Regions from separate parts of the Homo sapiens genome. Here region 1 is linked to region 2. The links are chromatin loops, found by intact Hi-C in ENCODE. Cell type or tissue: natural killer cell. All regions are shown on one strand. Region 1 overlaps MAPRE2 (microtubule associated protein RP/EB family member 2). Region 2 has its middle 82 kb from the start of ZNF397.

What was found. Peaks named below come from ENCODE experiments on the same cell type or tissue, not always from the same donor. Only the 100,000 strongest peaks of a DNase experiment are listed, where the experiment ranks them.
Region 1: it touches region 2 in a loop (8-fold over the local background); 4 of 110 quality-filtered maps call a loop at or near these places.

The regions. Positions count from the first base shown.
Region 1 is chr18:35,104,068-35,109,067 of GRCh38, forward strand. The region is part of intron 4 of MAPRE2 (microtubule associated protein RP/EB family member 2); the gene reads left to right. Among named protein-coding and RNA genes, the nearest start is that of MAPRE2, 65 kb to the left of the region's middle. In natural killer cell, no CTCF peak of the experiment used is centred here; DNase peaks (open chromatin) are centred at 2,674 and 2,904; H3K27ac peaks cover 1,980 bases.
Region 2 is chr18:35,156,597-35,161,596 of GRCh38, forward strand. No RefSeq gene overlaps it. Among named protein-coding and RNA genes, the nearest start is that of ZNF397, 82 kb to the right of the region's middle. In natural killer cell, no CTCF peak of the experiment used is centred here; a DNase peak (open chromatin) is centred at 2,615; H3K27ac peaks cover 1,743 bases.

The DNA.
Region 1 (5,000 bases), 53 kb before region 2:
GAAGAAAACCAGAAGAGCTCAGCATCAGAGAACAAAAACCGTAGGAAATTTGTAGAAAGAGGGGTCACCAACAGTGCCAAATATTAATTGTGGCGATATCAAATAGGATGAAGCCTGAAAAATAGGCCAAAGTCTGACTCCTAGGAGGTGATTAATAGTCCCTCAGAGAATTGGTCCATTAAAATACTGAGGGCATAGGCCTAGATTGCAGCAATTTAACAAGGGCTTGTGGAAGTGGAGGCAGTAAGAGTAGATTCAACCTTTAACAAATGTGTCAGAAAAAAATGGAGGAAAATAAAAACATTTGGTTTGTGTAGGGAAAAGAGTGATAGTAGCTTCAGGAAATAAGATTGGAAGGAAGATGTTATTTTTTTTCAACTGTTCTTGTTTGCTTTTAGGATAAGGCAATGTAAGCAGGTTTGTAAGATGGGAGACATGTCTGTGGAGAAGGAATCATTGAAAATAGAAAAAGAGGGGAAATTGGAGTATGACGCTAAAGCTGAAAGGAAAAGGTGAGATGTCAAGGGCATAGATAAAGTGTTAGAAAGGAAAAGAGAGGATATTTATTTTCTTGGAGCCAAAGCGATAGGAGAGGCTGGGTAAAAATTAAGCCACAAAGAGTTTGGGAAACAAACATTGATGGCAGTTTAGATAGGCCTTCAACTTTTGTCAGCAGTTTTCATCAGTCTAGGAGCTGGGGTGGAGAAAAGGGGGATGTTGTGCCCTCTCCAAAGTCTGGGATTCAGGAGGTATGTCGGGTGGGAGGACAAAAAGCTAAGAAAATCAAGGGTGTCTGATATTTCTCATCTTAATGTCATTTTCTAAAGCTGTGAATGATGGATAGCTTGGACTCGAAACTCAACTGCCATTTTTTTCAAGTTTTCTGTAGTGAGATTGGACAGACCTCAGAATATTTTCTTCCACGATCATAACCTGTCCTTAATTTTTTTCTCATTGGTACCAATATTCCTCCACACCCAAATAGCACTGTTACTATGCTACCTTGGCCTCGTTTTCTAGGAATTCCCTCATCTGTCTTTCACAAAAGCTGCAGATAAACGTGTGCCATTTTGATAGAATGTCCATGAACCTGAAAGAGAAATATATATTTTCTAGAGCTTAACCTCTTGGGTGACAATGCTCAGGAAACACATTAAAGTCAACAGATAATAAATTTTATTTTTAATGTTCTGGAAGGCAGTAATTTCCTGAGACCATGTTCCTGATACCTTGACCATGTTTACGTTATTGGTCTTAATCAGGGAGAAATGATATTTTCAGAAGTCAAACTGCCATTCCCTTTCTAATAAAATATGCTCTGATTTTTGGGCATTGTAGGGTAGTAAAACTATACTGGGGGTATATCACATATAGAGTGTTATTATTAAAAGCCATGATAGGAGAAAGGCTCCTATAAATGCATTAAGACCTCATTTTTTCTAGAAGTCATATCCAGTTATTGGGAATACAGCCAAGATAATATAAGCCAAAATGTCTTCCAAGAGTCAGAATAGGTGCTATAAAATGTATGCACCTTAGTCTTCATTCATGAGTTTCTGAGGTACTTACCCAGAGTGTGTTTGCTCTTTCTTAATTTAGACATAATTGTAATAAAGATGGGGATGTGGTTTCTTAGCACATAGCTCATTAGGGCAAGGAATATACAGGTATCAATAGAAAGTACAAACCTCAGTTAAAAAAAAAAACTTAAAACCTTACTAAAGAGCCTCATAGTATCCTGGGATCTTTATTACAAAATCAAATCGTTCCATTGCCTCTCAGTAGTCTTTAGTATATGTATGACACCAGCAGGCAGTCATCAATACTCTCATAGGTCCCTTACAATTCTTAGAATTGTCATAATTCTCTGTAATATTGACCCTGATTTATTTCCCTCATGAGCTCTATTTTTACATTATCTAAACTGGCACCCCTGCTTGTGGGAGTCACTCAAAGCCGTTCTCTTTATACACAGTCTGCTTTTGTTCATCTGAAATTTAGAGCAAATGAAAGGTGATGGTCAGCGGTCTGGAAAATTCACATATCTGTATCACATTTATATCACAGTGTTGCCAGGTCACTAACATGTAGCAGTAATTTTGTTCCCACCTCTAAGCCTTGGTCATTTCTTAATTATCTGCATTAGTGGACGTAAGCAGTGGCTGGTATCATCAAAAACAGGTGATAGTCCTTAATTTTTTTTTATTTTGAGTTTGGAATACTTGATTTATTTTTTTAGTGGATTTATCTCTCCCCCAAAATTTCCTTAGGCCAATATTAAAATTAGCTTATGTCCTAACTATTATACAGTAAGAGCAGTAAGTGGCAGCTCCCAAACATTTTGTATGACAGAGGGACCAGATTAGAGTGGAAAAAGTGATCCTGGAGTAGATTGTCACCATGAAAGGACTCAGTCTACATTAGCAAGAAAAAAAATTGTGCTTTTACATTGTACAGACTACTTATATAAGCATGCACCAGAGATTGCTTATGTATAAAATAGATACATTCTAAATACTTGGTGCATCCTGTTTTTTTAAGAACATGCTAGATTTTTCAACCATTTTGATACAGATAAAAGCTTTTCTTTATGATTCAGAGAAGCCTTAGAATAGTTTGGCTGTGGCTTCTCTGTGTGTCGTTGGGGACTTTACTGTAACAAGCTTACTGCATAAGCAGAGGCTGTCACCTAAGGGTAAATGGCTGCTTGGTAAGTTTTATTGTCTACATTCTGAGGAGTTGCATCTTGAATTGGTTTTAATCTACCAACCAGGGGCATGTATTAAAATACACATTTTCACAATGATAGATATATAAGTACATGCATCATTGTGAATCATGATGTTTGTAAATTTATTGCTATGAGCCATATCTGCAACTCAAGATAGCTGTTGGTGGGGATTGGTTTTTATGTGTGAACACTTACTAAACATAAAAGGAAATTCAAAGTTATGTAGTTACTATAGCAACGACAGCTAAGACACATTGCAGATTCACATACATTCATGTATTTAAATCAAACGCCCATATATAAATATAGTGTGATAGATTTAGAGTTGCTATGGAAATTGAGTTTGAGCTTTCTGCTTTCCTTAGGGACTTCAGTGTTTTAGCCTTAAAATCAGATTAATAGGAATGCCACAAAAGTGGTTTCAAAAGGAAGCAACCTAAGTAGAATAGAATAAAGTATTTGAGCAATCATAATTAAATCCCTAAATGTAGATTTGAATAAATCCTAAGGTGTTTTTCAAGAACATTGTTGAATATTTGAATATTCTCACTCAACAATTACCCTTAATGTTGGGTTTTCTAAGGCTGTTTGTATGACTGTAAAATGTAATCATGTTTATTCATTTATTTGTTTAGCAATGTATGAGCATTTGTTGAGCACCTGTCATCTAAGTACTCATCACCTCTCACCTTCTTTTGGGAAATAAGAATTGCTTTACTTTGTTGGGTTTTTTGTTTGTTTGCTTTGCTTTTTAAGAGAAGCAGTAAAAAATAGCAGTAAGGAGTGGTTTTCATCCTTGTTCTGATCTTGGCTTTATGGCCCAGGATGTAGTCTTTTTTGGTCAGCGGACCACATGCACTTGAAAAGAATGTGTATTCTGCAGTAGTTGGTTGTATAGTGTTTTAGAAATATCAGTTAGATCAAGGTGTTTGATGGTATTATTCAGATCTTCTATGTGCGTTTTTTTACTTACCTAATACCAGTGTCAGAGTAAACAGATCTGTATTTTATGGATTTTTTTGTTGTCCAGTTCTAACATTTGCTGCAGAGTCTGTTGAATTTTCCTGCATTGATCATGGAATTGTCCATTTTTCCCTTTAATTCTCTCCATTTTTGTTTCTTGTATTTTAGTGCTCTATTACTAGATGTATATGTATTTATGTATTTACGAGTGTTAAGTCATCCTGTTGAATTGACCTTTTTTGTCTTCTTCTAAAAAAAAAAAGGGATACATGTGCAGAACGTACAGGTTTGTTACATAGGTATATGTGTGCCATGATGGTTTGCTGCACCTATTGACCAGTCCTCTAAGTTCCCTCCCCTCACCCACAACACCCAAACAGGCCCCAGTGTATGATGTTCCCCTCCCTGTGTCCATGTGTTCTCACTGTTCACTTCCCACTTTGAGTGAGAACATGCAGTGTTTGGTTTTCTGTTCCTGTGTTAGTTCGCTGAGGAAGATGGCTTCCAGCTTTATCCACATCCCTGCAAAGGACATGATCTCATTCCTTTTTATGGCTGCATAGTGTTCCATGGTATATATGTACCACATTTTCTTTATCCAGTCTGTCATTGATGGGCATTTGGGTTGGTTCCATGTCTTTGCTATTGTAAACAGTGCTGCAGTAAACATATGTGTGCATGTGTCTTTATAGCAGAATGATTTATATTCCTTTGGGTATATACTCAGTAATGGGATTGCTGGGTCAAATGGTTTTTCTGATTCTAGATCCTTCAGAAATCATCATACTGTCCTCCACAATGGTTGAAGTAATTTACATTCCCACCAACAGTGTAAAAACATTCCTATTTCTCCACAGCCTCGCCAGCATCTATTGTTTCCTGACTTTTTAATAATCACTATTCTGACTGTGTGAGATGGCATCTCATTGTGGTTTTGATTTGCATTTCTCTAATGATCAGTGATGTTGAGCTTTTTTTTTTTTTCATATGTTTGTTGGCTGTGTAAATGTCTTCTTTTGAGAAGTATCTGTTCATATTCTTTGCCCACTTTCTAATGGGGTTTTTTCTTTCTTGTAAATATATTTAAGTTCCGTGTAAATTCTGAATATTAGACCGTTGTCAGATGGGTAGATTGCAAAAATGTTCTCCCATTCTGTAGGTTGCCTGTTCACTCTGATGATAGTTTCTTTTACTCTGCAGAAGCTGTTTAGTTTAATTAGATCCCTTTTGTCAATTTTGGCTTTTGTTGAAATTGCTTTTGGCGTTTTTGTCATGTAGTCTTTGCCCATGCCTATGTCCTGAATGG
Region 2 (5,000 bases):
GGCCGACATGGTGAAACCCCATCTCTACTAAAAAAATAATAATACAAAAATTGGCTGGGTGTGGTGGCATGCGCCTGTAATCCCAGCTACTCAGGAAGCTAAGGCATGAGAATCGAACCCAGGAGGCGGAGGTTGCCGTGAGTCGAGATTGCGCCACTGCACTCCAGCCTGGGTGAGAGTGTGAGACTCTGTCTCCAAAACAAAAGGCCGGGCACAGTGGCTCACGCTTGTAATCTCAGCATTTTGGGAGGCCGAGGTGGGCGAATCACAAGGTCAGGAGATCGAGACCAGCCTGGCCAATATGGTGAAACCCTGTCTCTACTAAAAATACAAAAAATTAGCTGGGCATGATGGTGGGCGCCTGTAATCTCAGCTACTCGGTACGCTGAGGCAGGAGAATTGCTTGAACCTGGGAGGCAGAGGTTGCAGTGAGCAGAGATCGTGCCACTGCACTCCAGCCCAGGTGACAGTGTGAGACTCTGTCAGAAAGAAGAAAGGAAAAGAAAGGAAGGGAAAGGAAGAGAAGGGAGGGGAGGGGAGGGGAGGGGAGGGGAGGGGAAGGGAAGGGAAGGGAAGGGAAGGGAAAAAGAAAGGAATGGAAAAGGAAAAGGAAAGGACAAAGAAAGCAAAGTTAGCTATTACTACTAATTTTGGCTTCAATAGCAATCCTGTGAGGGAGGTAGTACAGATATTACTGATATTATAATAATAATCTTCTTAGCCTGATGCTAAACATTTCAACACCGCCCACTGCTTTCACTGCCCTGCAGCAAGAGCAGTCCTAGGCAGCCACATGTTACGTGGTTCAGAGTGGGCGTCTAACCCAGGGCCAGTCAGTATTAGGGTTTTCAAGTGACCACATGGTCTGCCTCTCTGATGGCAATTAGATCCTCCCTCTGCTCTCCCCTTCCCTCTCATTTGCACTAAGGATTGAGAACCTTAGCAGTGAATACCAGAGCTTGAAAGGATGCACAGGGAACGAAGCCACGAGGAAGGATCACAGCATGCTGATGTTATATATGAGCAGTTGCTCTGAAATAGAAAAAAGGTGAAAGTGGTCAAAAGAAAAGAGAGGCCTGGGCACAGGGACTCCCACCTGTAATCCCAGCACTTTGGGAGGCTGAGGCAGGAGGATTGCTTGAGGCTAGGAGTCTGAGACCAGCAATGTCAACATAGCAAGACCCTGTTTCTACAAAAAATGTAAAAATTAGCTGGGTGTGGTGATGCACACCTGTAGTCCTAGCTACTTGGGAGGCTGAGGCAGGAGGATGGCTTGAGCACAGGAGATTGAGGCTGCAGTGAGCTATGATTGTGCCACTGCACTTCAGCCTGGGAAGCAGAGCAAGACCCTGTCTCTAAAAAAAAAAAGAAGAAAAAGCAAACACTCAGGAAAGAACCAAGGAAGGTTTTAAATACGATTTTCTGGAATCTAGTTGACCAGATTTATAGAGCTCACATTTATGTGTAATTAACATAAGTCAGAGGTAACTTAAATGAGTCGCTTCCTTGCAACCCAACACATTCTCATGAAGTGAGGTTCTCGAAAGGGAATAACTTTCCCAAGTTGATAGAACAGAAGGGACCTTCAAGACAATCCAATACCAAGCCCAGCTGAGCACCTAGATGACAGCTAGCATCACCTGCCAGCCCTGTGCGGGAAGAAGCCAACTTGGACATCCAGCCCCCTTGGGCCTTCAGATGACTCCGAGCATCTGTCCATCTGACAGCAACCACAGGAGAGACCTCAAGCAAGAACTGCCCCGCTATCCCATGGAACCATAAGAGAATAATAAATTGGTTCAAGTCACTAAGTTTAGGGTGGCTTCTTGTGACACAGCAATAGATAACTAGAACAATGTAGTTGACAGTGAAGGATAGATTTCATTTTGTTATTTTATACAGGCATTTTGCAAAAAGAATGTGAATTGAGTCACATTTATGCTGTAACAGCTGTGAAATAATTTGAGCATATCACTTTGGTGAGCTTCATAAAATTAAGTGTAAAATGAGGGAATGAGACTAGGTAATCTTTGACATCCCTTCTGGCACTTAAAAATTCTGATTCCCAATAAACTACACAATGAAAAACAACATGGCCCCCAGGGGATAGTTACCTGAGCTAGGCAGAACTTTCCTACCCTAGAAGCGGAGGATAGGAGGGGTGGGGAGCAGGAGGATAGGAATCAAATGCAAGTATTTTTTATAGGCTGCTTCCCAGCACATAGTAGATGCCCAAAAAAGTTGTTTGAATGAAATGTCCCTTTCCTGGGTGCTTTGATTTAATTTGTTTTTCTCACTCAGTTATTTGATCTGAGGTCACTTCCCATGCAAATGAAATAAGAAAGAGGAATCAGAAACACAGACAGGTCCTAAGTGAATTTTTGACATAAATGAGTTTTTAAATGATCTCCATGTTGTTCCTTCACTCTCCTCTATCGACTTGTACTGAAGTTCCCAGAGTGTTCCAGGCAATGGGCATGTCTAAGTAACCTGTTGCCTCTTGGGTTATCCCACTCAGGGGGCTGAGCAGGTGGAAGCCACAGAGAAGTCACACATTATATACAACACTCATTCTTCATACAACCCCGTCTCTGCAATAAGGAAGTGGCCACATCTGCCTCCACCTCATCTGTGGCACTTTATTTTCCACTTCCTGAAAAGAAACAAAGCATCATATATTTACCATGCACACTGTCATGGCCATTACTCAGTTTGTGATGCAATGGATGGGACAAGTGTCGACTCCTCCAGCCTTTCCAGAGACCCTGTAACTGCAGAGAGGACCATAGGGCCAGGAGAAACAGGGCCAGTGAGAGACTCTGATGTCACTCCTCAGACCAACATCACTCTGCGCTGTTCAACAGCAAACAAGCACATACTATGATGACAAGGGAGGTAACTAGGCTAAAAGAAGCTCATTAAAAATCAACTTTATCTATAAAAATTTCCTCTTCTTCCTGCCCTGCTCTCTCCCCACAACTTCCTTCTCCTGAAAATACCTTCGTTAAACTAAGGACTAGAAAACCTGGGTTATTTCCAAAGGGAAGGTCATGGGAAACGCTTCCTTTGGACAGTTTTCTTCATTGGTTATAATTTAAAAAACAGCTCAGGGGTAATTTAAAACACATATTTTACTGGACATGCTGTTCACTTTCAACACAGAAATCATGCTATATACCTTTCTCCGTATTCCCAACTTCTGAATATCCAAGGAGGAAATCCAGTCATTGCCTCATTCATGAGGATAATGGCTCCCAATTGCCCAGTGAGAACCCATAGCACACTCTGCTTTAGCCACCTCTAATGATAACTAAGGCAGTGACCCACTGATGGTCTATTCTCTGCTCCTTCCGACATGCACTGAGTCATTCTTCTACCAGCACAGTGAGTAAGGACTCGTATTTTAAGTGTGCAAGTTGTTGGGTTATTTACTGAAACTTACTCAGCTTCCTTCTCTGGAACCTAGAGACAATAGCAGTAGTCTTGTTGTATGCCCACAGCCTGGTATACAATAGGTGCTCAATGAATAATAGTGTCATACATGTGCAGGGCACAGTGTCTCATGCCTGTAATCACAGTGCTTTGGGAGGCTGAGGCAGGAGTATTGCTTGAGGCCAGGAGCTGGCCAACTAGCCTGGGCAACGTAGTGAGATCCCATCTCTAAAAATACAATAATAATAATAATAATAATCAACTAGCCAGTCATGGTGGCATGCACCTGTAGTCCTAGCTACTCTGAAGGCTGAGCCAGAGGTTCAAGGCTGCAGTGAGCCTTGATCAAGCCATTGCACTGCAGCCTGAGTGATCTCTTAAAAAAAAAAAAAGTTACATACATGAGCACAGTGTATAATTAACTACCTACATATAATTACTAGTGAGATTATTTAGCTAATTTCTTTTCTTTTCTTTTTTTTTTAATAGAGACAGGGGTCTCACTATTGTTTAGGCTGGTCTTAAACTCCTGGCCTCAAACAATCCTTTCACCTCAGCCTTCCAAAGTGCAGAGATTACAGGTGTGAGCCACTGCACCTGACCCGTTTGGCTAATTTCTAACCTTTTACTGCTAAACTCCATGCACCATCACCATGTAGACTATGTCTGCCTGGCTCACCATCCTATCCTTAGCAACTAGCACACTTAACTAATACAAAGAAGGTGCACAATATACTTATGAATGAATGGAATGAAAAGTGCCTAGATGTAAGGTTGCTAAGAGGATGTAATAAAATAATACATGCAAAGAGCTTATTATTGTGCCTGGCACATAGTTGTACATTGTTGCCTACTGCAATTAGTGGTGGTGATGGTGGTATTGGTATAATTTCTCTCAGTCCATACCCAAACTAAAGTGTGATGTGCAAGAGAGATACTCTCTCTGTTCTCCAGAGACAGCCACCCAGAGATAGCCCCTATTCTACTGCTCCTTATTAGGCCCCCAGCACAACCATTAGCACTTCTAGCTCTAAATTCCTGCCTCCCCTTCCCACAGTTCATCCGCCTGCCATATATTCAACTTTCTAATGTATGTTGAGTCCCCAGAAGAATAAAGACTTTCATGGCTAACTGCTAGGTGGTAAGCTTTCTGCGCAACACTAGGCACTGGATCTACAGTGCTTTTTGGATCTACACATGGTCTCTTTTGACAGAAGTGGATTGGAGATCATCAGTCACCTACTATTGTTTTAGAAGTCAGAAGTACCTTGCCTCAGGTCACTACACATTTCTTCTGAAGGGGTTAGATCTTCTCTTTTAACACATTATGTTGTGATTGCTGGTGCTGAAGACTGTGTTCACCCTAGGGCATGATTTTAGGGGTGGGACCATTTTGTCCACGAATTTAATGTCCCCAGCACCTAGCAGTTTTGAGCACATAACAGAACTTGGTTTACCAAATAAAAATAAAAGAGAGAAGGGAAAAGGTGCAGTGGTGAAGTTTAACATCAGAGTTATTTCCTGTATATTCATTTTTCTCTCCATTAACACAGAGAACAAAAATTTAA